Linked DNA regions of Homo sapiens: region 1 is linked to region 2. Evidence: read pairs that join two places in POLR2A ChIA-PET (ENCODE). Cell type or tissue: OCI-LY7. All regions are shown on one strand. Links, peaks and the distances in the headings refer to the core of each region. The heading gives the core; the rest is flanking DNA. Region 1 has its middle 190 kb from the start of CASC18. Region 2 overlaps C12orf75 (chromosome 12 open reading frame 75).

Evidence for each region. Peaks named below come from ENCODE experiments on the same cell type or tissue, not always from the same donor. Only the 100,000 strongest peaks of a DNase experiment are listed, where the experiment ranks them.
Region 1: POLR2A ChIA-PET joins it to region 2 with 10 read pairs; 2 of 35 experiments call an interaction of 5 or more read pairs at or near these places.

What each region holds. Positions count from the first base shown.
Region 1 is chr12:105,882,145-105,897,761 of GRCh38, reverse strand. No RefSeq gene overlaps it. Among named protein-coding and RNA genes, the nearest start is that of CASC18, 190 kb to the right of the region's middle. RefSeq lists enhancers at 1-442, 443-1,189, 1,190-1,936. In OCI-LY7, for the core only: no CTCF peak of the experiment used is centred there; no DNase peak of the experiment used is centred there.
Region 2 is chr12:105,349,041-105,364,657 of GRCh38, reverse strand. All of the region lies in intron 2 of C12orf75 (chromosome 12 open reading frame 75), which reads right to left. Among named protein-coding and RNA genes, the nearest start is that of C12orf75, 26 kb to the right of the region's middle. RefSeq lists a silencer at 6,953-7,022. In OCI-LY7, for the core only: no CTCF peak of the experiment used is centred there; DNase peaks (open chromatin) are centred at 5,727, 6,264, 6,673 and 7,407; H3K4me3 peaks cover 3,733 bases; H3K27ac peaks cover 6,377 bases.

The DNA.
Region 1 (15,617 bases), core at 4,048-12,047, 530 kb before region 2:
ACGAAGCTAACCCAACCCCCATCTTGCCTTTCCCTTAATTGTTCCTGAGCTATTGGACCAAGCTAACTTTGGGAGACATTTAGGCTACAGTTTAAATGACAATAGGCCTTGCCCTAACTCATTTGCTTTTGTAAAGCTAATAGGAGGCCATCAGGTTGAGGGGAGGAGAAGACCCTGAGTCCTGCTAAGGTGCAGACATTATTCCAGAGGTTATAAAATATGCACTTCCACAATGACTCCTGCAAATGACACCACTATTGTAGATTGGCCTTTGAGATATCTTTCCAGGTTTTTTGCATGTCTGACACTCATGGCTCCACCTGGACTGACAATCAGGCTCCTGTGGCCCCACCCAGAAGTGAATCAGACTGCAGGAGGACCGCTTCAACCCCCTATGATTTCATCTCTGCCCCAACCAATCAGCAAGCACTTGTTACTTGGCCACCCCCACCCCTTTCCCCAAACTGCCCTTGAAAAACCCCTAACCTGTGAGCTTTGAAGGAGATGATTTGTGTAGGAACTCCATCTCCCATGTGGCATGGCCAGCCTCTTGTCTATTAAGCTATTTCTCTGCTACGATGCCATGAAGTTTATGCAGTGGGTAGGAAGAGCCCCTCGGGCGGTCACAAGGTGAGGGTGCTGTGCTGCTAAGAGATGCAGAAGTGCATGAAGTAATCGTTGAGCTGGTGCTGTCTTAGGACAGGTCTCCAAAAGCAGGCCTTGAGATGAAAATCTGTGCACAGTAATTTATTAAGGGTGTGCTCTCAGGAGAAACAGTAGAGGAGAAAGGAAAGGACATCAGGGAAGGGGAAGAAGTTGAACAAGTCTGCAATTTCAGGCAAAGTTCCAGGCTCAACCTGGTCCTACAGGGAACTCTGGAGTGTGAATTATATCTCAAGAGTTTGTTCACCTCGAGGCAAGGGAGCTGAGCTTCCCTGCCCCTACACCAGTCAGCCATTGGCAATCGGCTGCTCTGGGAAAATTTAAACTACTGGAACTTCTAGTTCTCCGCATACGTGAGTAAATTGGCCCAGTGGCCCAAGAGTATTTCCCTAAAGAAGATCGTAGATAAAAGCAGTTAGAAGTAAAGCACACAGATGCTGGGTGATAGATGTACACAGCCAATACAATACAGATCTGAACAGGTCTGGGTGTGGTACTACCAGTGTTTGCTCCAGGTGTTCAGGGCCAAATTGAGTTGCTCCTTAATAAATCTAATTAATAGCCTTATAGGCAGTTGTGGAGCTGTTGAGAACAAAAGAATTGCATGTACCAGGGCTGATATGGAAGGCAGGATTGAGATGTAAATCATGGCTTTGGAGGTGGTGAGACTTGGCTCTTGAGTTCCTTAAGCTATTCCTCCTTTGCTGCAACTTCAGGCTCTCATAGCTATGCACTTGTGGACTTCTGGCTCTTTCTTATGAATCTAGGACAACTGCCTGCCTGGGCCCCAGGCATGGGCACACCATGCTGGCTGAAAGGCCCTGGGCCCACAAAAGTAGACGGTCAGTTCGATGTTAGGAAACAATTTCCACTGGCCCTGTGAGAATGATGAGAATAACAATAACAACTAAAATTTATTGGAACACTTCCTACATATCAGGTAGCATGCTACGGGCTCAATTTGTATGAACTCTTTCCTTCATCATGAGTCTGCAAGGCAGTTCTTATTACCCTCATCCTGTTATAGATTAGAAGTCAAACCTGGGAGAGGCAGCTTACCTTTCCCCAGGTTATATTGCTTGCGAATGACGGAGTCAGACTCAAATTTAGATCTGATTCCAAAGTTCTTTGTCTTAATCCTTAAGAGTTCAACACCTTCCAGTTGTCACTAAGCATTTATGGAGACCTTCTTAATATTCTCATGGTGCTTACAGGGGCTGTGATCCAGTAGGGGGAAGGGGACAAACAAACTCCAATTACTTGAGAGCCAACATGTTTGTATAATAAATGAGGGCTCAGGCATGTATCAGCAGACCCGTATAACGGTGTTGGATGCCTAGAAGCTCTTTTAGTTTTTGCCTGGTACGGTTTGGCTTTGTGTTCCCACCCAAATCTCATCTTGTAGCTCCCATAATTCCCACATGTTGTGGGAGGGGCCTGGTGGGAGATGATTGCATCATGGGGGTGGGTCATTCCCGTGCTGTTCTTGTGGTAATGAATGGGTCTCACGAGATCTGATGGTTTTTAAAATGGAATTTTCTCTGCACAAGCTCTCTCTTTGCCCGCTGGCATCCACGTAAGATGTGACTTGCTCCTCCTTGCCTTCCCCCATGATTGTGAGGCCTCCCCAGCCATGTGGAACTGGAAGTCCAATAAACCTCTTTCTTTTGTAAATTGCCCAGTCTTGGGTATGTCTTTATCAGCAGTGTGAAAACGGACTAATACAGTATCTTATCAGCAACGTGCAGCAGCAAAATCTAAACAAGCCAAATGCCTCAGCAGTCATGTGATGGGGGGTGGGCAATGGGGGCGAGAGAGGGCAGGGAGTAGATGAGGACTGGGCTCAGCCACTTGGGCTGGAAGGGAATTTGGGAACTAGCTCCTTTTTCTCTTCTTGTACTGGCTTCTGTGGGTAGGGTTCGGGGGTGGGTAGAGAACAAAGAGCATCTGGCCTGGGGTAGAAGGAACGCTGGGGTTGTTGAACGGGTAGTGTAGCCTCCCAGGGTCCCTGACTTGGCTCCTTGCCTTGCAGCCAGTTCCCTACCTCGGCTTTAGTTGACATGGCTGTAGACTAAACTGAGAGAGTGCCTGGACTGGTCTAGAAGTCACTGAGATGTCATGGGAAGAGCACTGGGTTTAAAATCTGGTGCCTTGGGGTGGCATGCTGACTTGTCACTTGCCAGCTGAGTGTCCTTGGGCAAGTCACTTAACTTTTCTGGTCCTCAGTGTTCCCATCTGTAATCATAATAAGGTGGCTAACATTTATGCAGTACTTACTAAGGCTCAGGCAATTGGTCCAAGAGCTTCCCATACTATATTTAACTCAATCCTCGTAACAACCTTATAAAGTATGTACTATTGGCTGGGTGCAGTGGCTCACGCCTGTAACCCCAGCACTTTGGGAGGCCAAGGTGGGCGGATCACTTGAGGTCAGGAGTTGGAGACCAGCCTGGCTGCCGTAGTGAAACCCATCTCTACTAAAAATACAAAATTAGCCACGCATGGTGGCATGCACCTGTAGTCTCAGCTACTCGGGAGGCTCAGGTGGGAGAATCGCTTTAACCCTGGAGACAGAGGTTGCAGTGAGCCAAGATGGCACCACTGCACTCCAGCCTGGGTGACAGAGTGAGACTCCATCTCAAAAAAACAAATACAGAAAAAAAAGTAGGTACTATTAATATCTCCATTTTATAGGTGAAGATATTGAGGCCCAGGGAGGTTAGATAGATGGGGACCACTTGTTCTGAGTTGCCTGAGATTGTCCCCACTTACACCTGTCATCCCTGCCTCTCATCTGGCTTAACATTTTTCTATCACCTTTCATGATCAAAAATGCCCTGGTTTGGTTATTACATTATGTGTAGTAATTATAGTGTATGCTATATTTAGGTTAAATATTTTGTCAAAATTCCAGAAATGTTAAGTGGTAGAATAGATCTTTAAGCCTGAGAAGTCAGATTCCAGGGACCATGTTCTTAATCATCAAACTGTGTAATATCCAGACACACCTGCTTCAAAAGGATTGTCTCCTTTCCTGCCTTTCTTGCTTCCTTGCTTCCATCCTGCCTGCCTTGCTACCTCCCTTTTTCCTTCCCTCTCTCCCTCCACTCTTTTTCTTATTTCCTTCCTCCTTCCCTCCTTCTCTCCCTCCCTGTCTTTTTGCCCCCCCCCCTTTTTCCTCCCTCCCTTTCTTCCACATTTCTTAGGTGCTGACTACAGTGCCAGGCATTAGGGATATAGGATGACCTGTGCCCTTAGCAAGTTCATAGACTGGTGGGAAGGCAGACACACAAATCAGTATTTGCAATATAATATGAAGGTGCAATAGAACAGACAAAACAGGCAGACACTACAGGAGCATAAGACAGGGAACCCTAATTGTGGGTGAAGTGGTTTTAGGAAAGTTGAAGAACAGAGTGACTTTTAAGCTGCATCTTAAGGATGTGTGTTGTCTAGAAGCTTGCCAAGAATGTTAAGGGAGAGGTGAGGGCAGAGACTAGGGTCGAAAATAAAAATAAAATATGAACATTTTGGGTAACTTTTAGGAATTAAATTCATAATAATAGTAGCCAGATTCATGAGAAATCACTCATACTTTCTAGGTAAGAATAGCTTACATAATTAGTAGCGCTATAGGCCAAGCCAGGGACATTCCAAGTGGATGGAACTGTTTGCTCCTTTATAGAGGTAGTGTATCAAGGAAGGATGCCTTCAGCTACAAGCAACAGAACACATAACTAAAAATGGTTTCAAAGTAAGGCATTGTTTTTCTTATATAGTACAAAGTGTGAGGGTAGGCAAATGGTTGTACTATTCAATTTTCCACCAAGGACCAAGATTCTCTCCATCTTTCTGCTCTGTCAACCTTAAATAGGTTGGCTCTTTGTTCTTGTGTTTGTTATCTAATGATCCCAATGTGGCCTTTGGAGAAGACAAGCCTGCACTTCAGCTTGGTTCAGCTACTTATCTCTGGAACTTTGGACAAGTCACTTACCCTCTCAGTTTCCTCATCATTAAAATAAATGAGAAACAGCCTGACAGGGCTGCTGGGGAGAAGACTGAGTTCCTGTATATAGAGCACAAACTAGGCAAGCCAAAAAAAAAAAAAAAGATTTGTTTTCCTCTTTCATCTATATTTTTGTTGTTGTTGTTTTGCATATGTGCTTTGCTTTAAGGGGAGGGCAGGGACTAGGATAAAAAAAGAAAAAAAATGCACATTTTGGGTTACTTTTAGGAATTAAATTTATAATCATAGTAGCCAGATTCATAAGAAACCACCCCTACTTTCTAGGTAAGTATAGCTTATATAATTAGTAGCACTATAGGCCAAGCTGTCCACAAGTGCTGACCCATCGCAAAGCCTGCCATGTGGTCAAAGCTCAGAAACTAGGGCAGGCAGAAAACACCACAGATGGGCAAGGGGAGTCTGGGCTTCTCTGGGCTTTTACCTTGTATAATTGACAAAGGCAGCTTCAGCACTCTGGAGATTGATATCCAAGATTTTTTTCCAAAGCCAGAATTTGAGATAAGCCACAATTAATATTTGAGAGATTAACTGTTCCATTAGGGAAGGGTGGCCATTAATTAAGCCTCAAAGGCAGTTGGAATGAATTATGTTCCAGCAAGAAGGATGGATGCGTCCTGCTCTTAAAGGAGATGGGAATCGGATTCCAATGAGCTCTCTGTAGCTTTATTGGATGGGTCCTATGTGCCTCGATTTAGAAGAGATTTATTTTTTAAAAATAGCTTTTTGGCCAGGCACGGCGGCTCATGCCTGAAATCCCAGCACTTTGGGAGACAGTGGCAGGTAGATCACTTGAGGTCAGGAGTTTGAAACCAGCCTGGCCAACATGGTGAAAGCCCTGTTTCTACTAAAAATACAAAAATTAGCCAGGTGTAGTGGCACACACCTGAAATCCCAGCTACTTGAGAGGCTGAGGCAGGAGAATTGCTTGAACCTGGGAGGCAGAGGTTGCAGTGAGACAAGATCACCCCACTGCACTCCAGCCTGGGCTACAGAGCGAGACTCTTTTTTTTTTTTTCTTTTTTTTAAGTGTTTTATTTGCAAAATCTATAAAAGCAGAATGATTCATTATTGGTTCAGCTAGGATGATGATTCCTGAGCCAATGAATGAATTGGCTTTGCATTTCGAAAAATCAGATACAAAAGAACCACTATTTTGCATGTGTTTCATTTTGGATAGTTTTACCTGGTTGGTTGCTGGGCATTTGATGTCCTTTCCACATAGGTGATTTGCACATAATATCTTCTTTTTAATGGGAAACTAGAAAGAATTTATTTAAAACCAAGGAAAACCTGGGGCCCTAGTGAAGAAGACACTGGAGCCAGACCAGTCTCTACAGCTGGCAATGCTAAGACCATAATAAAAATGTGGTCTTCATTAAAAATATTTCAATCAGTCCTAAAGATTCTTCAAGAGGAGGCCGAGATTCCGCAGGCTGATCTAGCTTCTTCTAGGGCATATCCTATCTATCAGGGGTTGGCAAAGTGTTCCGTAAAGAGCCAGGAAGAAAATATTTTCGTTGTGCAGGTCACATGATCTCTGTAGCAACTACTCACCTCTACTGTAGTAGCTCAAAAGCAGCCATACACAATAGCAAATGAATGTGTGGTTGAGTTCCAATAAAACTTTAATCTCTAGCTGGGTGTGGTGGCTCACGCCTATAATCCCAGCACTTTGGGAGGCCGAGGCAGGTGGATCATGAGGTTAGAAGTTCAAGAACATCCTGGCCAATGTGGTGAAACCCCATCTCTATTAAAATTACAAAAATTAGCCAGGCATGGTGGCGCATGCCGGTAGTCCCAGCTACTCGGGAGGCTGAGGCAGGAGAATCACATGAACCTGGGAGGCAGAGGTTGCAGTGAGCCTCAAGATTGCACCACTGCACTCCAGCCTGGGCGACACAGTGAAGCTCCATTTAGGAAAAAAAGAAAAAGAAAAACTTTAATCTCCAACAACAGGTGATGGGCTGATTTGACCCATGGCCGTAGTTTGCCAGTCCCTCCTACAGAGGGTAGAATGGAAAGAAGATGATAAACCAATGACATTTCTTTAAACATCTCTACATTTTTATTGGGTTAGAAACAATGACTTCAATAACAAGTTATTACAACAATGAACTTTTTAAAATTACTTTTTTTATAAAGAAGAAATACTTTTATTATTTTTATTTATGAATTATTTTAGAGATGGGATTTCACTATGTTGCCCAGGCTTGTCTCTAACTCCTGGCCTCAAGTGATCCTCCTGCCTCAGCCTCCCAAGTAGCTGGGGTTATAGGGGCGAGCCACCATGCTTGATTCTATTTTTATTATTGACAAATAGGAGAACACAAAATAGAAATAAGAAAATATGTATAACTTACTGTGGTAGACAATTTGGGTCAGCTAACCTCATACCCGTTCACCTCCACTTCCTTTCTGGTCTCTATTACAGTGGTTGAAAAGCTAACACACACACTTGCCCAATTCTTTACTGCTAATGATTGGATAACCATGTGACTCAAAAAATGTCCAATGGAATGAAAAAGGGAGTTCGCATGGGTGTGTCAGGGGTGTTGGGAGGCCTCCAGGATAGTTTTTCCTGTTAAAAGGAGAAAGCCATTTCAGGAAATTTCTCTCGGCCTCTCTCTTCTTACTTGGAATATGGATGTGAGGCCTGGAGCTATAGCAGCTGAATTGTCACCTTGAGGTGGGAAGCCAACAGGCTACATCTGGCTGAGAGGAAGGAAGGATCTGGATCTACGGTGACACCACTAAACTGAGGCACATTGCCCTAGACTGCCTGCCACCCTGGAATTCTTGTTACATGAAATAAAGACAAAGCTCTGTTTGTTTAAGCTACTGATAGTTGGCTGTTTGTGAAATGCAGCCGAAAGCATCACTAACAGATAGTTCATGGAATTATTAAAAGCTTGCAAAATAGCTCATGTTGGAAAATCCTGGTCTAAAGTGTCCTTCACGTGCAATGTCCAGATCTAAACTTCGTATTCAGTGTGTGGGTAGGAGTTCTTTGCTTTTGCATACTATAAAGTAGATGTCTGTTTAATGTTGTGCTTTTAGCCCAATATAAAGCTTCCTTTGCATTTGCGAATGTTCTAGTTTTAAATCTGCAAATGAGATGGGACCTTAAAATTTATAATACACCTTGGGAGTAGATACTTATGAAAATTATATCACTTTTCCACACCATTTACATTAATATAGTGTAAGTTGCTTCTCCTATTAAATGAATGGCATCCAAAGTGAAGTAAAAAATCAATATCATGATAAACTACTTGCTCCTCAAGGAACTGTTTATCTGGAAAACTCAGATACCTAAAACACAATCTAGAAGTAGATGTTCAGCATAAAAAGACTGCAAAGTGTTAATAAATGCCAAAAGATCTATTCCCTAAATTGCTAATAATGCAATCAAAGGAAAGGATCATGGGCTCGCACTCAGAGCTTTTGTGTTTGTGTTTGTGTGTGTGTGACGGAGTTTCGCTTTTGTCGCCCAGGCTAGAGTGCAATGGCTTGATCTTGGCTCACTGCAACCTCCGCCTCCCGAGTTCAAGTGATTCTCCTGCCTCAGCCTCCTGAGTAGCTGGAATTACAGGTGCCCGTCCCCACACCCAGTTAATTTTTGTATTTTTAGTAGAGATGGGGTTTCACCATGTTGGCCGGGCTGGTCTCCAATTGACCTCAGGTGATCTGCCTGTCTCAGCCTCACAAAGTGCTGGGATTACAGGCGTGAGCCCCCGCACCTGGCCTCAGAGCTTTTTTGCTCTTATTTTCACACATAGTCTTTTAGGGTAGTGGCTACTCTACCTTGAGTAATAAACTGTGGCAAAAATTGAGAAGATGACATGCAAAAAACTAAGGTTTAGGAAACATTGTTAGAAAGGATATTATTTCCCTTTAAAAAGTGGGAAGTTGAAGTTCAGAGAAGCTATTGCTACCCAGCAGAAATTGCACCAGAGCCAAGCTTTCACCTTGAGCATCGTGGTTTGGGCAGTGAGAAGGTGGCCCACTGTTTCCAGACATAAGAACATTTCAGCCTTTCTGTACAGATGACTCAGGTCAAGTCGTGTCATTGAGGCATTGAAGCAGACTTCAGAAATTGCTCTCCTCCCCCCAGCAAAGGCAGCTTAGACACCAGATTGCTATTTCTTGCCTTCTATGTTCATTTCCAGAGCCATTCCACACTCCCTAAAACAACCCCTTTCAAAAGCAATGATGATAAGGCTCATTTGGAATCTGTAATTGTGGCTTTCCAGAACTGCATTTGAGGCACGGTATCTAAGAACAAAGACCAGTTGCTTGGATGCCGAATTGCAATCCAAAAGAGGGTCAGGGGTCAGAGAGGCCTTCTGAGGCCAACTTCTGGTTGCATGCATGCCGTTGCTTGATGATTTGAGTTATCTTGAATATTTCTATGTGTAAAAAGAAACTACTAAAGGCAAATGGTCATCTAAAAATATGAAATTCTGAAGCACATGTCCATAGTAAAGTTTGACCTAGTTTGAGAATAAAATAATTTTGGAGTTTTATTTTATTTTGGAAAAGTTCATTTTGGAGTTTTGGATTATCAATCCTCCATACTAGACAAATAGAAATAGGTATTTCCTGATAGTTTAGGACAGGAGTTGGCAAACTACAACTCACGAGTCAAATTTGGTTCACCATTTTTTTTTTAAACATGAAATGTGAGTAGAACACAATCACACCCATTTGTTTACGTGTTTTCCATGGCTGTTTTTGGGCTGCAATGGCAGAGTTGCATAGACAAGCAGAGACTACATGGCCTGCAAAGCCTGAAATATTTACTCTCTGGCCCTTTGCAGAAAGAGTTTGCCTACTCTTGGTTTGGAAGAACTAGAATTAAAACCTCTTGTAAACTCTCATAAAAAGGGCAAAGTGGAGTACAGTTGTTAGAAGGTGCTCAATGAACACTTGCCGAAAGATTGAATGAGAAAGAAATAAAGCCAAAAACTTAAGTTTTTACTTCCAGATGCACTGTGATACTAGTACCTTTTGGGCAAGGGCCACGTGTAAGAGAAGGTCATCTACCATTTATGAGAACTTACCTTAGACCATCTGATTTATGATTTTGTTTAGGCCCCACAGCAACCTAACACGTAGGTATTATCATTGCATGGGCTTGGCGATGACGAATTTTCTCCTGTTCAGAGGCTTTTGCGTTTCATCTCAGGACTCCAGCTCTGTTCCTGATGGCTGAGGTACTGACCATCTGATTGCTTGATAAATAATACAGTTTTTAAAACATCATATAAAAATATTTTTGATTTACACAAAAGTTGCAAAACTAGTTCAGAGTTTCTACATACTCTTCATCTAACTTCTTCTAATGTTAATATCTTATATCCGTACTTTAATGATCAAAACCAAAAAATTAACACTGCAACAAAACTATTAACTAAAATACAGATCAAATTTAAATTTGACGAGTTTTTCCAGAATGCTCTGTTCCTCTTTTAGGATCAGCTTCAGAAACCACATAGCATTTAGTTGTCATCTCTCCTTAATCTCCTCTGGCCTGTGACAGGTCCTCAATTTTTTCTTGTCCGTCATGACCTTCCACTTTTGAACACAACAGGTCAGTTAGTTTTTAGACTGTCTCTCAATCTGGGTTGCCTAATGCTTTCTCACAATTAGTTTGAAGTTACTCCTTTTGGTGAGAATACCACAGAGGGAATGTGCTTTTCTCCCTGCATCACATCAGGGGGTCCATGACGTTAATCTGTCTCATTACTGGGGATGCTTACCTTGATCACCTGGTTAAGGTAATGTCTTCCAGGCTGCCTCACAAACAGCAACACTGAAAGATATGCAAACACCTAGACACAATTAGATGCTTTACCTACTGAAACGGCTCTAAACAACTACTTACATCAAATTCAAATTTATCTTAGTTTATTCCTAATTCTAAGTCTCCAGATTAGGTTTTCCCACAAAAAATCTTTGCCAGCTGTTGCCATTTCTTCTTTGAACTTAAACCTAGAAAAGAAGATCTGACTATATTCTTCTCTTGCCACCCCTCCTTTTCTCTTACCTCATGATCCAAGAAAAAGAAGAGTAAAAATATTTCCTTTGCAGTCTCCTGGTGTCTGTAAATATCCTTTTTTTCTGTTCAGTGGAAGAAATGTCTCTCCTCCTAGTAAGGTCAATCCCTCACCTGCGTGTTGAATCCTAGCCCCTCCCACCTCATCAGGTTTAAGTAATGATGGTGGATCCTCAGGATGGAAAATGCTGCAGCTGATAAATATTCATTCGTGGAAGACTATTGACATGGGAAAGTGTTCATAATATATTCCCATGTAGTTGCTACCATTTCCAAGGCTTTCCATTCCTTTGTGTACATAGATATTTCCATCTGGTATCATTTCCCTGCCATCTGAAAAGGACTTCCTCTAACATTTCTTATAGTGTAGCTCTGTCGGTGATAAATTCTTTCATCTTTTGTGCATCTTCAAAAGTGTTGATTTTGCCTTTTTAAAAGGAAGCCTTATTGAGTTATTATTTACATATTATACACTTCACTCATTTAGCGTGTAAAATTCAATGGTTTTTAATGTATTTACAGAGTTGTGCAGCTACCACCACAATCTAACTTTAGAACATATTTTTATCATCCCAGTGAGTCTGTACCCATTAGCAGTCACTCTCAACTCCTCTCTCCCTTGTGACTTTTCAAGCCCTAGGCAACCATTAAATTTATTTTTTGTTTTAATAGATTTGCCTATTTTGGACATTTCATATAAATGGAATGATTTTCTTTCTTTCTTGTAAAATAATATGAGAAAAACATTTGATTTTTTAAAAGTGAAAGAAATTGTCATTAAAAATGAAATGAAATGATACAATATACGGTCTTTGGCAACTTTCACTTAATATTTTCAAGGTTCATCCATGTTGCAGCATGTGTCACTACTTTATTACTTCTTATTGCCAAATACTATTCCATTTTACTTATCTTTATTAACAACAACAAAAAAAACTTATGGTGGGAAAAGAATTCCAGGTTGATCCTTTTCTCCCAAAGCTTTGAATATGTTGCTCTGCTGTCCTCTCACTTGCATTGTGTCTGAAAATAAATCTGCTGTCATCCTTTTCTTTGTTCCTCTATTTACAACATGTCTTTTTCTCTGGTTATTTTTAATATTTTATCTTTTTAACCTTTTTTAGCAATTTGATTATGATGTGCCTTGATGTATTTTTTTCACATTCCTTGTGTTCAGAGTACATTAAACTTCTTGGATCTGTGGATTTATAATTTTCATCAAATGTGGAACGCTTTTGGCTTTTATTTCTTCAAATATTATTTCCTGTCCCCAACCAATTTTATATACACACATGTATGTATGTATATGTATATATATGCATTTAAAGTTGTCCCACAGATCACTGATGCTCTTTTATTTAATTTTTTATCTGTGTGTTTCATTTTGGATAGTTTTACCTGGTTGGTTGCTGGGTACTTTTGTATTCCTATAAATATTCTTGAGCTTTGTTCTGGGACAGGGTTAAGTTACTTGTAAATAGTCTGGTCCCTTTAGATCTTACTTTTAAGACTTATTATGTGGGACCGGGGAAACATTTATTCTAGAGTGAACTGTTCTCCAGTCCTGAGGCAAGACCCTTCTAAAAACAACTCTACCCAATGCCCTGTATTTTATGAAATTTTCCAGTCTAGACTCTTAGGAATAGACACTATGTCCTGCCTTGTGTCAGTGCTTTGTTCTCTCTAATCCTTGGTGTGGTTCCTTTTTTGGCCTCAGGTAGTGTTCTTACATGCCCACCCTGACCAGTATACTGATGGATGCTTAAGGAGAGCTGTCTGCAGATCCCTAGAGTTCTCTTTCTGTGTAACTCTCTCTTCTCCAATAACCTATCCTGGGAGCTCTAGCATCCATGGTATCCCAGGATTCTCAGCTCTGTCTCTTCAGCTGAGAAAATCTGCTGGGCTCTGGCTGGGCTCCCCATCTCTGCACATGGCTGGACATGTGTATTAGTCCATTTTTGTGTTGCTGATAAAGTCATACCCAAGACTGGGAAGGAAAAGAGGTTTAACGGACTTACAGTTCCACATGGCTAAGAAGACCTCACAATCATGGTGGGAGGCAAGGAGGAGCAAGTCACATCTTACATGGATGGTGGCAGGCAAAAAGAGAGCTTGTGTAAGGAAACTCCCATTTTTAAAACCATCAGATCTCATGAGACTTATTCACTATTACTAGAACAGTATGAAAAAGATGATTCAATTACCTCCCGCCAGGTTCCTCCCACAACATGTGGGAATTGTGGGAGTTACATTCAAGATGAGACTCGGGTAGCGACACAGCCAAGCCATATCAACATGTAAGCTTGGGAATTCATTGGCTCACCTTCTTGGTTTTCCATCTATCCTTCCCTGCTTTCTGCCCCATTGTCTTGAAAAGCATGGTTCCATATATTTTGTCTGGTGACCTTGGATGTTTCTGAGAGGAGAGTGAATTGGTTCCTGTTCTCCATATTGGCTACAGGTGAAAGTCCCACATCATAGATTTCAAAGCCAGAAAGAACCTCAAATTATTTAGGGAAATTCTTCTTTTCATGGATGAAAGCTCTGAGGCTAAACAGAGTCCTGTGGTCTATATTAGAAAGAGGCCTAAACTAGGTTGGGATACTGTATTGTGGTCTTGGTTTTGTTATTAACTAGTATGCTCGCTTAAGTAATTTGCTCAAGAAATAAAGGACTTACTACTCCTATTTCTCCTCCTCATCCTCCTTCCTCTTTGCAGGAGTAATTGAAAACAGTTTTTCCAAAGACTTTAATGTATCAGCAGTTAGTTCCTTTGAGGTCATAGCTCAGAATGGGTTAGAAATATGACGGTGACTCTACTGAGGCTGTTGCATAAAGAGAAAAGAGTTGACAGAAAAAAGGAAATAACTGAATCATGATCGAATGTGACCATTGAGAGTGGAGTTGGTAGCCCTCTTTGTCTAACTGAAGTGCTTAATAAAAAAGGAAAGTACACATTATGTATTAACAATTTCCATCTAATCAGTTAGTATTTTAACAGTAATCTTATTTCTCTAAAGTTGTTCTTAAATGAAAGCTTATTACAATCAGAAATATTGGTTAATAGGACACTGCTGTATCTGTGGCCATGATACTCAATAGCTACTCTTCAGAAACCCCTTAAAATAGCCCCCCAACACCTTCATATAGTAATTTCCTGACATGTCTCCCTGTGTATATTCTCAGAGCATTTATCACAATTGGAAATTATCTTCTTAACCTATTTACCTCTTTCTTGTTGTTATCCTTAACCCTACCATTTGTGTGTAGCTCTTTGAAGGCCCAGATCATCCTCATTACTGGCTCTAGAGCTTCACATGGGACCAGGCACCTAGTGGGGCCTCACTATGGATTCAATGAATCAATAGATAAAAGAATGAAACTCCTACAAAAATTCAGTACATCTAGGATGAAGCAGGACAGCCAGAAACTGAGCTTGGATTCAGAAACTTTAAATTAAACATTCATTCTGGGCCAGGTACAGCGGCTCACAGCTATAATCCCAGCACTTAGGGAGGCCGAGGCAGGAGCCTAGGAGTTCAAGACCAGGCAACATAGTGAGACCTTGTCTCTACAAAAAAAAAAAAAAAAAAAAAAAAAAAAATTAGCTGAGTGTAGTGTCTTGTACGTGTATTCCCAGCAACTTGAGAGGCTGAGGCAGGAGGACTGGCTGAGCCCAGGAGTTCGATGTTACAATGAGCCATGGTTATGCCATTGCACTCCAGTCTGGGCAACAGAGTGAGACCCTGTCTCAAAAAAATAATAATAATAATAAATAAATTCAACATCTGTCTTGACATAAGCTGTGTTCATTCACTTAACAGGTATTAAGGTAAAACTGAATATGTTGGAGGCTCTCTGTTTCATGCCTCAAATCCTAGACAAATCACTTGAACTGCCTGGGCCTTATTTTCCTCCCCTAACAAATGGAGACAGTGGTATCTGCCTCATGATAATGTATGGAAAACCACTCTATAAAGTGCAGCCCTCTACATAAATGTAAGATATTGTTAACTGCCTAGTTTTACATAACTTTACTCTGAATTTTTAATCTTTCTAAAAGGATATTCATGGCCTTAGTCTGGAAAGACTTAAATAGCTTCCTATATTTATTATATAAATCTCTGCTGATATAAGCAGCTAGTAATTTTTCTTTAGATTTTTTTTTCCTTTCCTTTGGTGGGAGCATCTTAGTGCTTTTGGCTTTTCTTGAGGAATGATAAGATGTCTTCATCCTCTCTTGACACTTTTCCCTGAGATGGATGAGTGTAGGAGTGCTGTTTGGAAGTAGGCCACTGGGGAGGAGGAGAGGAGAAAGGAAAAGTTAGTGTTTGCATGTTGCCTTGGTTACAGGCATCACCTCCCTTCTGATTCGGTCCTGCCCTCCCAGAAAGCCTGGTTTTAATTTTTCCTTTGAGATGGGGACAGGGCCTTGCTGCCAATTTAGATTTCACTGGTCAGCTGTTTGGCAGACTCTGGGCCCCTGAGGCCATTTCTTTTTGCTTAGGCTACTCACCAACCTTTTGTGCAGCCACATCCCCTTGGTCTGATGGTTCTGATCTGGCTTAGGTTGAATGACCTTATTATTGCTGCTCTCCTGATCACCCTTAAAAGACCCACTCTGGCCACAATCGTGCACTGGAGTGATGTGTCATCCCAGAAGACAAGAATGTGATGAAATCCTGTTGTACCAAATAAATAACCCATGTTTTTTCCCTCCATGTCTTGATAAATTTATTTCATGGCTGGAATGTCACTAATATATTTACACATGACAATGGTGAAGTGATGTAGGGAAAAGATTGAAGATATCAGTGTAGGAGTGTTCTAAGAGCTGAGCTTTACACTTGAAGCAACACAGTTTGGTTG
Region 2 (15,617 bases), core at 4,289-12,288:
AAGCAGACTGCAAACATCTAAATGTCATTGACTCTTCTGATTCAGAGATTGTCTAACTATGATTTTACCCACTTAAAAGCTGTGAATATTTCAAATGTGACTGTATATGTGCATGAGATTTTTGCTTTATTGCAACAGCCAGTAAGTCCAAGTCTATAAAGAAGGAAAGTGTAGATTTAATAATTATCTGGTGAACGCTGGCCATGAACAGCTAATACTGGAAGAGAGTGCAAAATCCATCTTGAGACCTAATTCATCCAAACTGAGCATATAACCTAAATTCACTAGATGGTTATCAGCTTCATTTACCTCTTAACGCTGGATTGTTTTTTTAGTTCAAGTGTCAAAGTCATACTAATGGTGTTATGCTTATTGATGTGGTATAAGAGAGAGTTGTTCACTACTTTTAATTAAAATGGATTTATAATCCTTTAGCATAGATAATGGAGAAATGATGAGGACAAACTCGTTCAAGGTAAGTTCTGATAAGAACTGTTTACTTTGGTCCTGAGTGATTAACTTTCTCAAGAAATCACTTGAATCTGTATATAACTGGTAGCTTATGACACACATTTCCGGCCATGACTATTCTTTTCACATCCATTTACATATCCGTTTATTTTAATTCTTTCCCCTTTTGCTTAACTGTGCTTAAGGATATATTCAAGGTTTTAAAATATATTTTCACTTTCCCAAATGTAAGAAAATAGTCATTTACTTTCTCCTGTTAAATTACTCAATATCTTAAAACTCAATCTGTGTTCTCCATTATAAAATTAATCAACAACCTTACATGTATAACTGGCAGGAAATGATAATGTAGTTGCCATATTTATTGGATAATAAATTAAGCTTCAGATATAATGCCAAATCTTAAAAAAAATACTACCTATAAAGACTTATAAGATGTCCACTCTTTTTTTTTTTTTTAATTAAGACAGAGTCTTGCTCTGTCACCAGCCTGGAGTGCAGTGGCACAATCTCGGCTCCCTGCAACCTCTGACTCCCTGGTTCAAGTGATTCTCCTGCCTCAGCCTCCCGAGTAGCTGGGATTCCAGGCCCGTGCCACCATGCTCAGCTAATTTTTGTATTTTTAGTAGAGACGAGGTTTCAACATGTTGGCCAGGATGGTCTTGATCTCCTGACCTCGTGATCCTCCCACCTCGGCCTCCCAAAGTGCTGGGATTACAGGCTGAGCCACCCCGCCCGGCCAGATATCCACTCTTTTAAACCTTCCAGTAAGTTGTAAAGCCTGTCTTTGCATACTCACTCCCATGTATAAGACTGTCACTTCATCCATTCCTTCCACAAACAGTTATTCTACAACACTAGGACTAGAGACCAGGACTCCGTGGGTATAATGGTGTCATTCATGAGTCTCTCCTGTGTGTCAGGCACAGTGCAGGACACTGCACGTGCATCCATGCTATTCCTCACAACAGCTCTGAGGGCCTAGGCCTGAGGAACCAGGTGCAGAAAGCCATGTAATTCATAAACATACAAGACTAACAAGCATGACCAACATCCATACCCCATCCATCTGGCACCAAAGCCATGCTCCATTCTCATTCACCACTCTGCTTCTCAGGTAGAAAGATGTAAAAGTCAAAAACACTTCCTGTGAAAGACCAACGTAGTGGCTTCTCCTAAAGTGGGCGATTCACCTCCATACTGCTTTTGCAAAAGCTTTGACCATCATCCCATCTCTCAACCTGATTGTGTAACTATACTAGGCACTTTGCTAATCCTATTATATTAGTTCATTTAATCCTTATACAATCTTGCAAGACCAGTACTACTCACATTTTAAAAATGAAAAAACTGAGTAGCATGACCGAACTTACGAAGCTAAATCATAGAGCCAGAATTCAAACCCAGATTTGTGTGATCCTAATTCCTGCTTCATACACTGTAGGCCCATGCTAATTTGCATTAGAGAAACATGCACCTTCCCGCAGCTGGAGCTCTCCAATTTTTTTTTTTTTTTTTTTGAGACGGAGTCTTGCTCTGTCACCCAGGCTGGAGTGCAGTGGCGCGATCTCAGCTCACTGCAAGCTCCGCCTCCCAGGTTCACGCCATTCTCCTGCCTCAGCCTCCTGAGTAGCTGGGACTACAGGCACCCGCCACCACACCCGGCTAATTTTTTGTATTTTTAGTAGACAGGAGGTTTCACCATGTTAGCCAGGATGGTCTCAATCTCCTGACCTCATGATCCACCCGCCTCAGCCTCCCAAAGGAGCTCTCCAAATTTTTTTTTTTTTTTTTTTTTTTTTGAGACGGAGTCTCGCTCTGTCGCCCAGGCTGGAGTGCAGTGGCGGGATCTCGGCTCACTGCAAGCTCCGCCTCCCGGGTTCACGCCATTCTCCTGCCTCAGCCTCCCAAGTAGCTGGGACTACAGGCGCCCGCCACACGCCCGGCTAATTTTTTGTATTTTTAGTAGAGACGGGGTTTCACCGTTTTAGCCAGGATGGTCTCGATCTCCTGACCTCGTGATCCGCCCGCCTCGGCCTCCCAAAGTGCTGGGATTACAGGCGTGAGCCACCGCGCCCGGCCAGGAGCTCTCCAATTTTTATCATCCCACTCAAGAAAAGTCAGAAACAAGATTGTAGAAGAGTCCTAGTCTGTTTCATCAGCATGAGAAACAACCTCTAACTGCTGCCAGGGACCATCAATCTTCGCAGATCTTGTCAAATTGCCACATAAGTCATTTTTATGCAGGTACAAAGGTTGTTCTGATGAGCAGTTACATTAGAATCTATTCATCTGGACAACCAGGTCCAGACTAAGGTTAAATCAGAAAGCGGTGGTTGGTCTAAACCAACTCTTCCTGCGGAAGGATAGGTCCAAGCCCTTGTGTTGAGCTGCCTGGGGAGAGAACCAAATGCTGTCCTGCCAGTGTTCAAAGGGACACAGCATCCTACCTGTTGGGGTGGTGTGGTCCTGCCCCACCTGCACAAGCTTTAGCGTAAGGAAGAAAAATGGGTCAATACACAGCAATAAAGACCCCTGGTAAAAGGAAGGCCCAGACATGTTAAGCCAAAGCTCCTGACAGGCCAATGCGATTGCCTCAGGTTATTAGGTTTTTAGGCTCCATAGTCTAAAAAGTCTAAAAAGCACACCTTCTGGTGGGGGGACTCATTTCCCTAAAGGTCGTTTTTTTGGTAAGAGAAGTGGCTGTTCAAAACTGGGATGTTAAATTTATTTTATCACTCAACACTTTTACAAGAAACTTTAAGTCTTTGGGATTTGAATCCTTGTTCTCAATTTCTCAAGTGTTGAATAATGCCCCAGCTATCCAAACAACAGGGCTGCCCCATCTGCAAACCATTTTAAGGAATCAACATACCTTTTTCCCCCTCACAAAACTCTTTATTTTGAAAGATTTTACCTGCCTTAATAATTTCAGCCTGGGCAACACGGCAAGATCTTATCTCTACTAAGAACACAGAAAATAAAATAAAAGTAGCCAGGTGTGGTGGTGTGCACCTGTGGTCCCAGCTACAGGAGGTGGCGGTGGGAGGATCACACGAGCCTCCCTCTTGTGAGGGAAAAGGGTACGTTGATTCCTTAAAATGATCTACAGGGCAGGCGCGGTGGCTCACACCTTTAATCCCAACACTTTGGAAGGCCGAGACAGGCGGATCACCTGAGGTCAGGAGTTCGAGACCAGCCTGGCCAACATGAAGAAACCCCGTCTCTACTAAAAATACAAAAATTAACTGGGCATGGTGATGTGTGCCTGTTATTTCAGCTACTCGGGAGGCTGAGGCAGGAGAATCGCTTGAACCTGGGAGGCGGAGGTTGCAGTGAGCCGAGATCGCGCCATTGCACTCCAGGCTGGGCAACAGAGACAGACTCGGTCTCACAAAAAAAAAGATCTAAGATGAGGCAGCCCAGATGTTCACCTGAGCCCGGGAGACAGTGGTTGCAGTCAGCTGAGATCACGCCACTGCACTCCAGCCTGGGTGAAAGAGCAAGGCCCCGTCTCAAAAAATAAAAATTGTAATAATTCACTTGTCAATATTTTCTTACACATGTAAGTGCCAAAAGGAGCTTCTGATGGGCATGGGGGAACTGAGGTGCCCACAGGTAGCTTATGTCATTCAAATCAAAGGCAAATAAATTTTACATTTACAGGTACACATCACCGTAGGCACACATAGATTTCTATTAGGTTTCAGAAGTTACAAAAATAGTGTCTGGTCCTTCTTCAGCCCTGAGGATCCAGAATGTCTTGCTGGAAATGGCCATGCTCAGGCCAGAACATCCACAGCCACATAAGCTCCTGGATGAGCCACTCCGTTCTTCACCAAGGATGTGATTATTTTCTTTTCTGGTCACTACAGCTCCAGTTGTAGGGCAGTGACCACTGCATGCTCTGCAGCCGTGATTGCTGATGGACTGCAAAATTTGTCCCCCAAACCAGAGAAAGAAATGGGGAGGGAGAGCAGAACACAGAGCCACACCCTCCCCAGCCTTGTGAGAATAGCAGCCAGTGATAGGGCCCAGAAGGTCTTCAGAAGGAGGCAGCAAGGCCCTAGTTTCTGCAGTCAGTCCTAATGCAGATCAGTAAGAGCAAGGAATGAGATGACTTCACCCTCTAGAATCTTCCCTCAGAGATCAGGGCCTGGAGATTGAATTATTCTGTGCTGGAGGAGATAAACAAAGTGAAGACAAGGCCAATTCACGGTGGCTGAAACTAGAAAAGAGGTCAAACTGTCCTGCTGCACTTGATCACACTCTTTGGGAGTTAATTGGTCCAAACATCTCTACAAACTCAGTTTAAACATAATCTTGCTCCCGTAGAAAAGGAGCAAATGGACATACAGCAACCAGGATAAATCTCTCATGGTATAATCGTAATCTTTTTTTTTTTTTTTTTTTCTGGAGAAGGAGTCTGGCTCTTTTGCCCCAACTGGAGTGCAGTGGTGTGATCTCAGTTCACTGGAACCTCTGCCTCCTGGGTTCAAACGATTCTCCTACCTCAGCCTCCCAAATACCTGGGACTATAGGCACACACCACCACGCCTGAGTAATTTTTGTATTTTTAGTACAGACGGGGTCTCACCATGTTGGCCAGGCTGGTCTTGAACTCCTGACCCCAAGTGATCCACCCGCCTTGCCCTCCCAAAGTGCTGAGATTACAGGTGTGAGCCACTGCGCCCAGCCAGTAATAATCCACTGCTAAATAATAGCCTCCTGGGGTGGAGGGCACAATTCAGGAAGCAATGCCCAGACGCCCACAAGCCAACGCACTAAAAACTGGAAAATGGGAGAGAAGCAACTTAGGGGCAACAAGAGTACCCCTTAATCTACTATAAATGGGGAAGAAACCTTGAAGATAAGGCTTATACCAAGAGAACCAAAATGCAGAGTTAGAGGAGATAAGGGATCAGGTGCCATAAACCAAATCACCTAAAAATAAAAAGTAAAAGGTGAATTCTACCAGTTTGCCTCCCACCACTTCTGGCCTGGCCCCAAGCATTGAAGCTTATCACGACTTCTTCAATTTCACAACCATGGAGTCAAACGTTGGTGCCGACGCAGGGGAAGAGAAACTAGCCCAAATTACCAAGGGATCAAGGGAAATCTGGAAATAAGTACGTGGCACATCAAGACAAATCCTGCTCTTGCTAGGGGAGCTATGCTAGACATTAAGTCCATTAGAGAAGTGAAAGGGGAAGGAAGACCCAAGGGAAGGGACTGGAACCAAGTGCTGGGGTTTGGTCGAAACATCATCCGCTTTACAGCTGTGCCCAGAGCCAATCTTAGAAGGAAGACTGACTTCTGGAGTCCAAAGAGTGCTGGAGGAAGCCAGTACTAAAGGATTTACATTAATTTACTGAGCAGTGATTCCATTTTCTAGTTGCACACGAGCCACTACTCTAAAGAATAAACTTGTGTAATAAGCTTGTTTTTCCAGGGTAAGCATGACTGAAAACCTATCGGTAAATTGCTTTCTCTGGTATCAAGACAATGTTTTGTTTCTCCTCATCTATACCATTTGAAAAATTTGTGGAAAGTAATGCAACATTTGAAAAAATGTAAGACTGAAATATTTTTTAATCATAACCTCAAATACCATCTTATCAGGAAAACCCTGTATTTATTTATTATTATTGTTTTGGTTTTTTTCTGAGACAGGGTCTTGCTCCATAGCCTAGGCTGGAGAGCAGTGGCACAATCATAGCTCACTGTAGCCTCAACCTCTCAGGCTCAAGCGATGCTCCCATCTCGGCCTCCCTAGCAGCTGGCACCACAGGCGCACACCCCGCACCTGGCTAACATATATGTTTTTTGGTTTTGTAGAGATGGAGTCTCACTATGTTGCCTAGACTGGTCTCGAACTCCTCAGCTCAAGTGATCCTCCCACCTTAGCCTCCTGAGTGGCTGGGACTACAAACACGTGCCACCATGCCCAGCTATAAAACCTTTTAAACCACAGGAACGTTCCCTAAGAACCATAGAACATGTATTCACCAATTTGGACCAGGTTTAAAAAATACACTGAGCCCAGCGCAGTGACTCACATCTGTAATCTCAGCAATTCAGGCAGCCAAGGCAGACAGATATCTTGAGCCCAGGAGTTCAAGATCAGCTGGGGCAACAAAGGGAGACCCTGTTTCTTCAAAAAATACAAAATAAAATAGCCAAGCATGCTGGCTTGCACCTGTAGTCCCAGCTACTCAGGAGGCTGAAATGGGAAGACTGCCTGAGCCTGGGAGGTCGAGGTTACAGTGAGTCATGATCGCACCACTGCACTCCAGCCTGGGCAACAGAGCAAGACCCTGTGTCTGTCTGTCTGTCTGTCTGTCTCTCTCTCTCTCCTCTCTCTCTCTCTCTCTCTCTCACACACACACACACACACACACACACACAGAAAATACATTGGGCATTCAACTAAAATCAGGTCTCCTTTTGTTAGCAAAAAAATGTAGCTTCTTTTATCAAAGAACAGGTGATCAAGGAGAAAGAATGAGTCGAGGTTCAAGCCACCCGTTGAGTATCATAATCATCTCCTAGCCTAAGGTCACACACTTACAGGGCTCTGAGTCAGACTTTCAGTCATAGCATTAATAAAACTGTTTGCAGAAACAAGTGTTATTCAAGGTGACCCCCGTAACTCATATTCTCCCCACTTTCAACGTCTTTTGGGATTGTTGAAAAGATAAATCCTCAGTTGATGGTTTAAACATGACTCACTCTTGTAGAGTAAGATACTGTTTAGTGATATGTACCTTATCAAAGTTGGCTTGACACTCGGCATGCAAGAAAAAGAAAGAAGAAAAGAAAAAAAAGCAACTGACCAAAGGCAACCACTGCAACTAAGATTACAGATGGATGGCTTCGGGTTTCCTCTGTCTCAGAGTTTCTATTAATTCCACTTCTAGCTCACTTCCTGTGAACTTACTAAAACCAGCCAGGTGCTCTTCTTACCCTTCTCAGGGTGAATAGCAGTGCTGATCCAGATTCTCTAGGTAGTTATGCATCCTTCTGTTTTATACTAGGGTCACAGACTTTTTCTGAATGAACTGGAGACATTGAATGTCTCTCTAATCATAAATAAGCTCTGTCTTCTTGTAGGTCGGGGTTCTGGAAGGTGGGCTGCCTCCAAAACGACCATGTCTCTGTGGCTGCTCTTTGGGGTGGGTGGGCTTTCGCCTACCTGGCCTTTTTTTAAATTAATGTATTTTTTGCATGCCTATTTAAAACCAAATATCTGCATGGAACACCTCAACCTTACAATCATTTTAAATTACTATGATTTATCTTACCAATAACTATCACTTTCATTAAGTGAAACCTTATTCAAAGTTAATACATAAAATATGAATCTTTTTCTTCCTCAGTAATATATGGTAGTCAAAATCTTTCATCATTACATTTACTTAGTTTCTGGGTTGTATAAAATAGCTATCCCAAGTGACCTAAAGATTTTAACAGTGAAATAATGGAACCATGTCATGATCAAGGACAAATACAGATGACAAATATGAGATAGCAGCCAGCCATTTGAAACAGCAGCTCCCAAGTCATCCTTGCTACAACTTACCTGAAAATTCAGAAAGTTCTCACTTCCCTTAGGCTTCTAGAACTAACAAAGTTATGTGGCAAAGAAATGATTTATTTTTTACTTATTCATCAAGAAAAATGTTCTAAATATACAGCTATTCTTATTAGAGATGATCTAAAAAGCAAAAAAAAAAAAAAAAAAAAAGCCTGTAGTCTTTTCTTTTTCCCTATTTGCAGTGTCACTAAAGAGGCTAAACTTACTTTGACTCGTAAACAGTAAAAATTGAATATGGAAACCCTGGAGACCATGGCTCTCCTGATCTGTTTCTAGTTACCATTCATGATAACCTTCTGGAATAGGTTTATTAATTGATTGTGTTTACTTCCATCTACACTACAATTCTCCAGATAAAATATAATTATTTAATTTTCTTTATAACATGTTTTCATGATGGTTCCTGCTCCTTGGGGTGGTTTCAATCCATTCTAGCAAACCCTTAATTACACAATGAATTATGTTTTACCATTGGCTGTTTTGGCCTATGTTTAATATCATTCATTTCTTTCCAATTTCAAAACTTCTTTGGACTGTTTTCTTTTGATCTCTCTCCCTGGATGAGCCCATTGGCCAATATTAGTCCCTTTCTTTCTTCCAGAGTGTATGACTGGAGAACATGAGTAACATTCACTTCAAAGGAATGCTTTCAACTTCTCTTTATCCAGAAGCAAGAGATCAAGAGCCAGACTGCAAATTCCCTGTCCTCTCTAGCTCTCCTCCCCCCAGTTATTCTCTTACTAAGGGGCACACAGTGTTAGGAATTATTTCAGAATTGGTTGTAAAAATATCATTTGCTATAAGGCAAGGGTGCACTCTTCATCTCCTTACCTTAAGAAATTTGGCTTTTCCTTGCTGGCACCACTTTTCTCAAAACCTCAAGAATATGCATCTTGTTCTCACCTACCCTAGCTTCTCCTAACAGGAGACAGAGCCAGCATGCTCCTCATCTCCCCACAGAGCTCTTACAGGTGGGGCCATTTCATTTTCACTCAGAACCTCTCCTCTCTGGAGTCTAAACCCTGCCATAACTGTCCCCAGAGCACCAAAGATTTTGACCCTGACCCAAAGTTTTTCTTTCTAAGCACCATTATCTTGGTCAATTTAAAACTCCATGAAAATGGCCACGTGCAGTGGCACACACCTGTAATCCTAGCACTTTGGGAGGCCAAGGCGGGCGGATCACAAGGTCAGGAGTTCGAGACCAGCCTGGCCAATATGGCAAAATCCCAACTCTACTAAAAACACAAAAATCAGCTGGGCGTGGTGACATGCGCTTGTAATCCCAGCTACTTGGGAGGCTGAGGCAGGAGAATCACTTGAACCCAGGAGGCAGAGGTTGCAGTGAGCTGAGATAGTGCCACTGCACTCCAGCCTGGGCAAGAGAGCAAAACTCTGAAAAAAAAAAAGAAAAAGAAAAAGAAAAAGAAATTCGTGAAAACCACCCATCCAACCTCTCACCTCATATTTTGCTGACTTCCTCTATCCCAACAACTTCTGTGCTGCTCCGCTAACATACTCCGATGGCTGCTCCATGGAGTATAGTTCCTGGAACTATTTTACCACATTTTAGAGTAGAAAATCCCACTCCCTAGGGAGGAAAAAAAAATCCTCCTTTCGATAGTCCCATCATTCCCAAGAAGGCTGCTTTCTTATTGCAACATCAGCTCCAGTTCATCCATCCCTCCCCGTCCTCCCTATCCATCAGCCCCTCGTGTTTCCCTTCCCTCTCTCCCTAGCACATGTCTTGCAGTCAAGTATTTCTGCAGCACTTGCTGGTCACCACCTATTCCTCTCCATCCCTGGATGAATCCGTCCATCTGCTCTCTCTCTTCCTGCTCCTATTTCACAGGGTCCGACCTAAGGAAAATCTCATCATGGCTACCAATGGGAATATATGATTTCTAACCACAGCAAGGCCCTCAATATGCTGGGTCTTCTGCCATCAAGTATTCATGTCAGAGGCCCTGCCAAATTTTTTCAACAACATTTTAAACTAACTAATAATTCTAGCTGTCATTCACCGGGGGCAACAAGCATAATGCCAAGTATTTTCCTAGGATATTAAATATACTGTATTTGTAATCTGTCCCTCCAGCAGCTACTTCAGCTCTCTGTGCTCCCCACCTCCTCACTTGTAAAATGAAACATCATTATTCTGTCCATCAGATTATCATGGGTATGGAAGGAGATAACGTACAGAAAATGCTGGAAATCAGTGTATGGTGCACAGTCCTCAGTAAAGATTAGCTACTACTGTAAGAATGATGATGATGAAGATGATCACCCTGCACAGTTATTATATTATCCCAATTTCACAGATAATTATACTAAGGACACAATGTAACACAGCTAGCAAATGGTGAAGGGGATTTTAAACACAAGTCCCTCTGCTTCCAAAATGCAGGCTTTTTCAATGCTACTTCAACCCCATCCTCTTCACCCTCAGAAGACAGCGTTACCTTCTACTACATGGATGAGAAAAGAGCCCATCAGATACCCTAAGGTCTGTATCTATGAGGAGCAGAGAGGGCTCAGCTGACATGGGTGCATTAGACATGGTAAATTTATAAAGGATCCCAAGAAACTCAACATAAAAGATTTATCATTTCTTTTTTCCAAACACAAAAACAAAAACAAATTGCCAATGGGTTTTATGTCATTTCATTCCAAAATATTTTTCCCTGTATTTGCTACCTTCCATAATAATAAAATAGCTTTACCAAGGAAAGAATCTCAGTAAGATTCACTTTACATGTTTTAAGTGAAAGAAGTATTTGAATTACATTGTTTACATTGAGTAGCTATGGTTTTTTATTTTCAACAGCAAACATTATATTTGAGTCAACTTATTTAATACTGTTTCTTATTTGAAACGTAGTCATAATATTCTTATAAATATTGCTTAAGCTTTAAATCAAGACTTCTTTAAGAACACGAAAATTGATCTACAAAAAAAAATGCTTTCAATTAAATTCCAATTGTTTCGGTTTGCCCACTTACAATTTCTCCCCTTTTTTTTGGTAACGGCATCCCAATTTTTCCGTGGGGAATCACCCCTCTTCTGCTCTTTGGCCATATGGTAAGGTGGGGCTGATGATACTGATTGGCTCCAGTGGTGAGCACATGACTGCAGCCTGGCCAATGAGCACCCCACATTCTCCTGGCCCACTGACTGATTCCGAGATAGGAACATGACCCCAACGGGCCAAGAGAGCCCAGCCCTAGGACTTTTGATCAAACTACAAGGAAAAAGAAGCTGCTTTTTTCCACAGGAATTAGGAAGCTGATAAGATATAAACTGGTCCTGTTTGTCACCACTTGAGGAAAGCTGCCTAAGAATGAAGACGAAAGCAGAGAAGAGAATTTCTTCCTGTTGTTTGATCACCTGGATCCAGCTGTGACTACAGCCAAGTCCCTGGAGCTTTTCCACTCCACATGCCAATAAATTCCTTTGTGTTTGTTTGTTTAGGCCAGTTTAAACTGGGCTTCTGCCATTTCCTACCAAAAATATCCCAACGCAGCCTATTTGTGCCAAATAGCTGAGAATCTGCCACACTAAAATAAGAACATGGTTGATGTTGGCAGGTTTGTGAAAGCGGCCGAATGTCATTACCTTGAATTCACTGTTTTGTTTGTTTTGTTCAGTGTGTTACTGCACTGTGATTTAATTTCAAAGAGACAGAAAGAGAGGGAAAAATAGGCTTGTTTTCTGATACACATGTAGGCTTTTTCTTATGGTGATTAAGTTTCTAGACATTGTCAACCATGCTTTCAAGTGTTGAAGGTTAACCTAGCTAGGTTTTGAGTTCTCTAGCCTGTCATAGGATTTACATGCATCGTTATTCTCTCCACCACCAGAGAGAAACCCCCTCCCCAAACCACCATCAGCTTTTCTTACTCGCCTGGTTCCTGTCTTTTAGCCTACAGCAATATCCATGCCTCCTCCATGCCAAAAAATAATTTTTAAAAAAAGACAAAAGGAAAAACAAACTTCAATACACAAAATCAACCATACTCACAACTGGGCAGAAACAACCAAAAAACACTTGAAGAAAAGTGTAAAATGTTCATAATGATTGTCTCTGGTGGTAGAATAATAACTGAATTTTTCTCTTAAAAAATACTTTCCTGTACTTTCCAAATTTCCTTGGTATTCTTTTTCTAATACAGTATATTCTGAAAATTTGCCTCCTCTTAAAGCCACCAACATCCCTCCATTCCTTACCGCCAAACAGCATAAAAACCAAAGACCCACATCACTCTCTCCACTTCCTTGCACCTGGCTCACTTCCACTTTGACTTGGTTATCATTCACCCTGCTCAACTGAAACTACAGTCCCCAGGGTGACCAATGTGGCCATCATGACACACGCAATGACTTCTCTTCCTCCTTCAGCCCCCCATGACCTCTTTGGACTATCAGCCATCGCTTCCCTTGGCTCAAGTTTGACTGCAGCATTATCCTCAGAGTTTCCTTTCCTTTCCTTCCCCGTTCAGTCATTAAACAAATCTTATTAATTACATTTTCTAATGCATCTTGTTTGTATCACCTCTTCTCCTTTCCCTCTGCTATCTGACCCTCTTGTAGCCTCACTTCCATTATTCCTCTGTGCCTGCACCCTCCCTCATCCCATGTGTCACACTGCTTTGGGAGTTACTGCCCTAAAACTCAAACATAATCATTTAATTCCTCCACCTTAAAATCTCTATCAGCCCTTGAATGCATAAAAAAAAACAAGCACGATTATTGGCCTTGCACCCAAGGCCCTTCACAAGCCAGCCCTGCCCATCAACCTCATCTTTCACTTCTGCCCAGACTGTACCACAGGCACAGGCTCCAGGGGACACCACCTGGCTGGCTGGTCCCAGACCTACTGTCCTCTGGCACTCCCATGCCTTTTTTCATGCTTGTCCTCTGCCATGGGTTGCCATTTTTCTCCTTTTCTGCATGAACTCTTGTTCATCCTTCAATTCCAAGACCAGCATTAAATTCTGAACACTGGAATAATTAGCACTTACCACACTGTATTTTGGTCCCTAGTAGACAGTGAACTACTTCAGGACAGATACATCATTTTATTTATTATTATATACTGACTTCTCACCTATAGAAAACAGCAAATAAATAAGAAAAACGAGTAGTAAAAATTGCAGACCTTTCCTAGAGAATTGATTTTTTAAATATATAGTATTTCTGGCTTCCAAAAATAACAACCATTTTCCCACAAAGACTTTCCTGTGGTCTGCATAATATTGTGTTTGCCCTATTCTAAGTTCTTTACTCTCAGTACTTATTCTACTATTTTGGCCAATCCTTCTGGTTTGGGAATCAGTCTGTTTAGATTTTAAAAAAAAATTTTAATGTGCATAATAAAAAAATTAAGTGTCATCTTAATTTCTTAGCTCGTCATTCATTCATGGCATCACCTAATATTACAGTCAAGATTTATAAATCTATAGCTTCCACTTAAAAAATTGAACGTGCCTGAATATACCTTTTGTGTAAGGAAAAGTAATATTATAATGTTCTTTAACTTTTTCCAGGTAAATCCACTGCATTTGTTTTTAAAAGGTCATTTATTTAATAAATTACTTTATTTTAAAGTTATAGGACATAGAATGAGGTATAGTCAAGGGAAATCTGAAGAATTCAGGATTCTAAATAGTGAAATAGTTAAGTAGTTAAATGGCATCTCGCATCCTGGAACGGTTAATTCTGTTGACAAAATCATCACTAAATTTTATTAGAAAAAGAAAGATGTCATGAAATCACTCTGTCCTTGAAAAGCAATGATGGAACTGATTCAACAACTATTTATTCAACACAAACTATGATCAAAGCATGACATGAATAACTCTAGAGCACAATAAAATGGGTAAGGTATTGCCCCACTCTCAATCCTCAAGGGAAAAAAGACAAGAACATGAAGAACTACGATATAAACCCAACACGATGCCCCACAAGAAAGGTCCAAAATGCTGTGAAGGTTCTGAGGAGAAAGACACACTATGCAGCTCAGAGAGCCAGGAAATACTTCTCACAAAGGATAACACACATGCCCTACAGAACAGATGTCATTTCTATAAACAGAAAGGGAAAGGGAAAGGGCCACTCCAGGCAGTGGGCACAGCAAAACACAAGGACAGGAGCAAGAAGCATGAGGTCGCAGAAGCCCCTGAGAACAGTGGCCTGAAGAAGCTCTGCACAGCCCTCCCAGCCCTGGGCTCTGCTCACTCTCCACTGTAGCATCTCCTCCCACGCCATGCGAGCCAGTCGGTTTGAGGCTAAAACATAAATGCTCTTCCTATTCCTAATAAATCCTGGGTTCAGTCCAGAGGACGATGGGAATAATTGAAAGGTTTTGAGCAGAGGTCCTATGCAAGTGCAGGGCAGTGCTTGAGGAAAATTAATCTGGCAACACATATAGAAATTGAAGGGAGAGACTGAAGGAGAAACCAAAATATTGCAATAATAGGAATACGGTCAGGGTGCAGTATTCACTGTTGCTAAATGTTTACGTAATAAACTCCAACACAGCAAACAGGAGCTAGAAGCCATCAATTACTGCTTCCTTTGTATCTAAAGTCCTAATTTTAAAATGCATATTTAAATATTTAATTCCCAGAAAGCTTTACAATCCCATTCTCATCTTCTCTAAATTCTTTGTAATAAGAAATAAGAAAGTCTGACTCTTTTTTTTCTTTTTTTTGAGACAGAGTCTGGCTCTGTCACCCAGGCTGGAGTGCAGTGGTGTGATCTCGGCTCACTGCAACCTCCACCTTCCCAGTTCAAGCAATCCTCCTGCCTCAGCCTCCCAAGTAGCTGGGATTACAGGGGCCCACCACCATGCCTGGCTAATTTTTTGTATTTTTAGTAGAGACAGGGTTTCACCATGTTGGCCAGGTTGGTCTTGAACTCCTGACCTCAAGTGATCCACCCGCCTCAGCCTCCCAAAGTGCTGGGATTACAGGCATGCGCCACCATACCTGGCCCTATTTTTGGTATTTGACCATTGAAGGCTTTTGAGCCCCATCACTCCCCTTTTGCCCCACATCTGTGTAAGCCAATAAGAAAGTGGGGGCACTTCTTCCCTGTGCCAGCAGGAAGATCAAACCTCTGCCCATTCATAAGTAGCCTCACCCCAGCCCACTCTCCAACCAAAATAAAAACTAGACCCGTTTGGATGGCTGCCCTGCTCTCCCCAGAAAGCCTCATGTGAGCAATACATCTTTCCACACCCTCCTGAGATGTGGTGAATCAGTCTTGACACCCAACCCAGTTTTGGGTGGGAGAGTTGATCCCACCCTTCACTGGGTAACCAGAAATACTCTTAAAGAGTGAACTGCTGTAGTGTCCTTGCTATAGCTAGATTAGAGGCAGGAGGATGCAGAGAGAAGGGGCATGGAAATCCTGAATGCTCCTGAGCTCCAGATCTCTCCACAGGGAGATGCCCATTATTAAATGCCCTGTGCTCTAAAGATAGCTCAATGGTGACTATGTTGAATGGCCCTATATATTCATTCGAATATCTAGTTATCAACTTTA